Linked DNA regions of Mus musculus: region 1 is linked to region 2. A link is a contact called in ENCODE Hi-C or POLR2A ChIA-PET data. All regions are on one chromosome and are shown on one strand. Each heading gives the region's core, a stretch centred on a gene start or an enhancer-like site at or near the end of the contact. The rest is flanking DNA. Distances are from core to core; before and after follow the strand shown.

Region 1 (3,024 bases), core at 304-2,803, 61 kb before region 2:
AGAGGCCATGAATTTGAGAGGGGGCCATAGGAGGTGTTGGTGGGGGAATTTATGAAATTAACATTTTAATTAAAAATTGCTACTTAAGTCTATACTTGTATAGCTGTTAAAAATAAGTCAAGTCCATATTACCCTTAGAGTGATTATTAGGACCTGTGGATATAAGGAATACTGAAAACCCAGTATTAGAATGAAAATTATGGGGCAAGAAGAAAAAGGTTTTAAATTGCTTTTGTATCCTTCCATCCAAAAATGCTAAATAAATTTAGGATCTAGGGCTTTTCCACAGACACAAAGCTTACATCTTACTCTGTTGTATGTGTCTAAATAGATTCACCGAAATTGAGGACATTCAAATGAAACAAAACCCAGAATACTCAAAACAGAAACTTAAAAATAGAAAAACAAACAAAAACATCCAAGCCCATTCATGTATCTATGTTTTCAGGTTAAAAAAATAGCAATTTTTGAATATTAAATAACCAGGAAATGGAGAATCTAACAAAAAAGGAGGAAGAATGGATATGATCATATGTCATGGTATCCACGTTCAAAGAGTATTTTTTTAACTACAAGAAAAGTCAAACACTGTTGGAGCCTTATGGGACTCAGGCTCGGAGCGTTTGGGGTGGGGGTGGGGGCTGAAGATCCCTGTTCATCCAGGGTTTTGTGGACCAGGTGAGCACTGTGCAGTGTTCCCTGCTAGCATCCCTAGCTTCTACAGGAACCCAACTACATCCTCCATCCCGAATCCCAAGACAAAATTAACAAAATGGCTTTAGCCAGCTGTGCCACCCAAATGGTATTTGAGGGCGAGAAGTCTCTTAGTTCCAAAGCTGCTCACCATTGTATCCCACAATTCTTGATATAAGGGGGAAAAAGTGAAATCTTGTTTCTGGTCTGGGACGGATTCCACCAAGTGACTCAGTCTTCTTACAAAAAAAAAAAACAAAAACAAAAAGGAAAAGCTTTTTTGCCTATGAGGTCAGGATTAATTAGTCACTACCGTTTGGGAGTGTGCTGTGTTTACTGAGTTATGAGAGAGAAATTCACTGGTAAATTCGTGACCAAAAGGGGACTTCCTCACTCTGTAGAATTCCGCTCGCTCTCCCGGGAAGAGCAGGAATCCTGTCTCCTGTTCCAGTCTCGCCTTTCCTTCTGCTCTGAGGAATGGGTGTATTCTCCGTACGTACGTACTTACGTGCGTACGTATGCCATACCCCCTTTGAATTCTCTCGACCTAAAGGGAATGCCGAAGGAGCCCCCACTACCAGTGAGGAAAGTTGGGGGAAAGGGTCTGGGTTAAGCATTAATCCAAGAATCAGTGTGCAGCCGGGGAGAAGGTCACACTGGGTAAATAATCAGCTGTACCTGGGCTGAGCTGCCTTTTCCACTGCCAAACACAAACCTTCCGGTTACTAGGCAACGGCCGTGACTCGCACCCTGAATACTTCACTACAATGAAATGTCCAGCCCCCACATTTCCAGGAAATGCCCTTCTTTTAAGTCACTGGGGACCTGGGCGAACAGTCACTCAGGGTATCAGGTACCTTAGCCTGCCACTTGTCAGTGCCTGAGGGATGTAAGCTTAGGACAAACACAGATGTGCTGACCTGACCGTGAGAAGGAAGAGCGGAGTGGGGAAAAGCTGTACAGTGAATCACCTCCTTCACAGAATGACCCACGGGAGATGAAATCCATTGCCTTTAGAGAGGGAAAAGCGCACACTCCTAATCACTAAAATAGCCCAAGGTCCCAGAAGGTCACACCGTAACTTAGTGGCGGAGAGATAGGCTCTGGATCCAGATAGCTTCTATCGCTGTGATAGATATCTGAGGTTAGCTTGTCACTCCTCAGATGTGGACAGATAGCACCTGCCAGGTGAAGTGGCTGTGGGTGTTGACACCAATAATCAGGAAGTGCTAGAGCGGCCAAGCAGCTGTTATTCTGTGTACGCTGGGGAAGGGACATCTGGCCTCCAGGGAGGCCCAGCTAAATTAGGTAGAAAGGCACGGAAGGAAGGCACAGATAAGTGGGACCATATAGGAAGATATGAGAATCCTGATTACAGAAATTGTAACTAAACCACTTCATTTCTGAGGCTCTCCAGAATTCCATACTTTGCAAATCGGATGTTGAAAAGCCACATTAGCACTACACCGTGAGAATTTGTCTCGTGACTCCTAACATAAGAAGAAAGCAGCTTTCGTTTTTTTACTTCTTTTTCATACCACAGGCTACATCACAAATTTTTTTTGTAGAATTTATAATGGGACATGTAATTATACAAAGTAGCCACATGAAATTCTGGGAGCTTCTATCTGACGGATATGCAAATAAGCAGACGTGACCGACTCCAGGTTCTTCGGGGTCTTAACAAAATGTAGGATGATTCCAGTCTGCATGTGTATGGGCAGTACTTTCAGCGGCCGCCGTAGGTCCTCAGTAGAGTGCTTGGCTAGAGGCCAGCGACTGCATCGTTGTAAAACATGGAGTCTACCCTCTCAGCTCGGAACTAGTAGGAAAGAGAAGCCCGAGTAAGTAGCGAGCCGGGACGCTTTGTGGGACTGTGAACAGGTGCATGATGGCAGAGGGGAGGTCAGATGTTAAGGGATCCTGTGGGTACAGTGTGACTCACCTGGGGCCAGGAGTTCAGATGGACCAGAAGATGTTCTGTGTCTAAGACCTGTGGGAGCCATGACACATGAAGGCAGAATGAGGAGTGGTGGGTGAGCCTTTCTTCCCGCTGAACCCGCATCAGGGTCTGTTGCGTCTGGGTGGGGCTGGTGAGCTTTGGGTCCTACCACTTTCTTAAGGAAGTGGTAGGACCCAAAGCCCATTGAGGACCCTGCTTCTGGGAGCTGCCCCCAAGCCAGACATCATGAGTTGAGTTAGCCAGACATCTCGTTTGGCTGTAAACACAGAAGCACACTTTCTTGTTCAGTAGCTATGGAGACATTTTTTTTTTTCTTTCTATTTTGTTTTGAAGCAGGGTCTCATCTAGCTAGGGCTGGCCTTGAACCC
Region 2 (2,904 bases), core at 316-2,815:
AAGATATTTTTTTCCCCCTTAGGAATGGCCAGAATCCAAGCTAGGAGACTGGTGAACCGGATGTGTTCATAGCCTCTAATATTTTGGCAAAGAATGTGACTGCTCCCCGAGGGTGACTAAAGAACTTGCCTGAGGTTAAATTTAAGAGAAAGTGACTAATTTTTTTGCAGAGAATATTTCAAAGAGGGGGCACGCGGCAGCAGTCTGGGTGTTTGGTGGCAGGGAAGAGGCAGAAGATAAGACAAATGGGTCGGATAGATTCCTGCTGTGCCATGAAAAAGGGGGACTAAACAGCTTAAGATAATTTGTGAATTGAGCTCACCCGATAGTAGTGGGTTAGAGAATGGCATAAAGAGAAGGAAATGCCGTATTGGAGACTGCATCTGCCAACAAGCAGCTGGAAAGTGTATGTGTGCTCTGGGGAGAGTACAGTACTCCTGTGATCGCACCCAACAGTGGAAGCGTAAACAGGGGGCTTCCAATTAAGGCTGGACTGTGAGTTACAGGAGCGGCCAGTTGCAAGACAGTAACAAGATAATAATGAACATCTTAATGTCTTATACTCGGAAATCTTGTTTAAAGTCACACAAGAAAAGGAATCTGATAAGGGTTAATTACTGGAAATGTGACAGGGGCTTTTGTAGTTTGTGGAGGGGAGAAGGAAGAATGTATTTGTGTACTTTACTAACTACGGCAAAAGCAGTAGAGAACAGTAGATATTTTTTAAAAACCCACATAATAGGAAAAGAAGTCACCACCCTTCAAGCTTTGGTCATATTTATAACGCACCATAGTGTTCAAATTCTGTGTGGTGTGTGCGTGTGTTTGTTGGGAGGGAGTGATCTAACACAGGAACCAAACGTGGATCACAGGTGAAGCACTTCCCTACCACAAGCATGGGCTAGAATTTGACCCCCTCCCCCAGCATGGTAGTATATGTCTTTAATATGTGAATTCTGGAGGCAGATGTAGGTGGATCTCTGAATTGGTAGCCAAACTGGTCTACATAAGGAGTTCTAGGCTATCAAGATTCAAATAAAAGTAGAAAATAGAAATAAGAATAGAAAAATTAAAATAGAAAAAAAAGGGGGGGGGGCATCGACAATTCTAGGGAGAGTCTAACCGAGAGAAACCACAACATCTGGCCTGTAAATGACAGGAAGGTAAAGCACTCTGGAGCCATCCCCAGATGTTGGAATATCCACACATCACATTGTTGGATACTAGCTCAGCATTTCAGGTCTTGTCTAAGGCTAATTAATAAAGCAGTCACCCAGCCCGGGTTCTCTGAGTGTTTTGATATAGTCAGGCCATATGCAGAAACCCACAGAAAGCTCACACCCCCTGGAGGAGCCTGCTGCTGCTAGTGCACTAAACTGGCAAAACAAACAAACAAACAAACAAACAAACAAACAAAACCCCACTCAGGACAGCTCAGCTGTGCTGCGAGAGACCACTCGTCACCACCAGCCGTCCCGTAGGACGTCCCGCCCCCACCTTATGCAGGAGCAGCTGACTGGAGGATCCCGAGAGGGGCACGCGGCGCAGCCAATCGGAAGGGCGTGCCTTGCCCTGCCTCGCGGTTGACCTTGAGTCATGTAGCCGGCTACTGTCGCGGTGCCGGCGCGTCTGCAGCGGAGCTAGATGCAGGCGGTACCTGGGACATGTCCTCGCTCGGGGACCAGCGTCCCGCGGCAGGGGAGCAGCCGGGAGCTAGACTGCACGTGCGGGCGACAGGAGGCGCGCTGCTACTTTGCCTGCTGGCGGTGCTGCTAGGCTGGGTTTGGCTGCGGCGGCAACGCGCCTGCGGCATCCCTCCGGGGCCCAAGCCTCGGCCACTCGTGGGTAACTTCGGGCACTTGCTGGTGCCGCGCTTTCTACGACCGCAGTTCTGGCTGGGCTCGGGCAGCCAGACGGACACGGTGGGCCAGCATGTGTACCTGGCCAGGATGGCCCGTGTCTATGGCAACATCTTCAGCTTCTTCATCGGCCACCGTCTGGTGGTGGTCCTCAGCGACTTCCACAGCGTGCGCGAGGCGCTAGTGCAGCAGGCTGAAGTGTTCAGTGACCGCCCGCGGATGCCGCTCATCTCCATCATGACCAAGGAGAAGGGTGAGCGCGCCGCGGGCTCAGGATCCCCAGGCGGCAGGACCTGCGTCATGACCAGCATAGGGGATAGAGGACGGAGGCGTGGCTTTCTAGTGTGCGATTAAAGTGGGAGACACACTGGAAAGTGAGGGAGGTGTGGGCACCAAACTGTAAAATAAGGACCACCCACCCCGGAAGCCTTCCTTTGTCCCAAGTGAGGCCTTCTCACGCATAGGTCTGATCTCAACGTTTCTAAACATTGGCTGTGTTAGGAAAAGGGGGAGGGGGATTCATTTCACCGAGTATCATTCAGTTGCAAAAGTATAAGAAGATATTTTTTTCCCCCTTAGGAATGGCCAGAATCCAAGCTAGGAGACTGGTGAACCGGATGTGTTCATAGCCTCTAATATTTTGGCAAAGAATGTGGCTGCTCCCCGCGGGTGACTAAAGAACTTGCCTGAGGTTAAATTTAAGAGAAAGTGACTAATTTTTTTGAGAGAATATTTCAAGATAGCCAGTCTGTTCCCAGAGCCCGTGTATATCTCCCTCGGCAGACACAGGGTCTCGATCTCCTATTCTCCAGCCACCTGTCAATCCTGTGTTCTGTCTTCAGACACTGAAGTACAAGACTGAATCCATTGTGGGTGGCATATATATGCTTCGGTTCAGGAGAGTGGCCCCCTGACTTCATACTTTGATATCCCCTCCCTCACCCCATTTCTAATTTTGCCTTGGAAACTCCCCATGTAAGGCCTCAGAAAGCTCTGGAATTGGAGGCACCTGTAATGGGGAGGGCAGGTGTGAGCACTGGGCTGG

What was found. A loop is a pair of places that touch in the nucleus more often than their neighbours do. ChIA-PET counts read pairs that join two places held with the same protein, here RNA polymerase II (POLR2A).
Region 1: POLR2A ChIA-PET joins it to region 2 with 18 read pairs in Patski. The contact joins the enhancer-like site here to the promoter of Cyp2u1 in region 2. A Hi-C loop is called at or near these places in 1 of 37 maps with a recorded cell type or tissue (T-helper 1 cell). POLR2A ChIA-PET finds 5 or more read pairs at or near these places in 1 of 5 experiments (Patski).

The regions. Positions count from the first base shown.
Region 1 is chr3:131,363,245-131,366,268 of GRCm38, reverse strand. The region is part of intron 1 of Sgms2 (sphingomyelin synthase 2); the gene reads left to right. Among named protein-coding and RNA genes, the nearest start is that of Cyp2u1, 62 kb to the right of the region's middle. Within about 2 kb of position 1,553, at least 1 of the 3 ENCODE cell types and tissues checked has a DNase peak (open chromatin) inside an H3K27ac peak, as active enhancers do.
Region 2 is chr3:131,301,888-131,304,791 of GRCm38, reverse strand. Cyp2u1 (cytochrome P450, family 2, subfamily u, polypeptide 1) reads left to right here and starts at 1,565. Exons shown (of 5, transcript NM_027816.3): 1 at 1,565-2,112. The coding sequence starts at 1,665.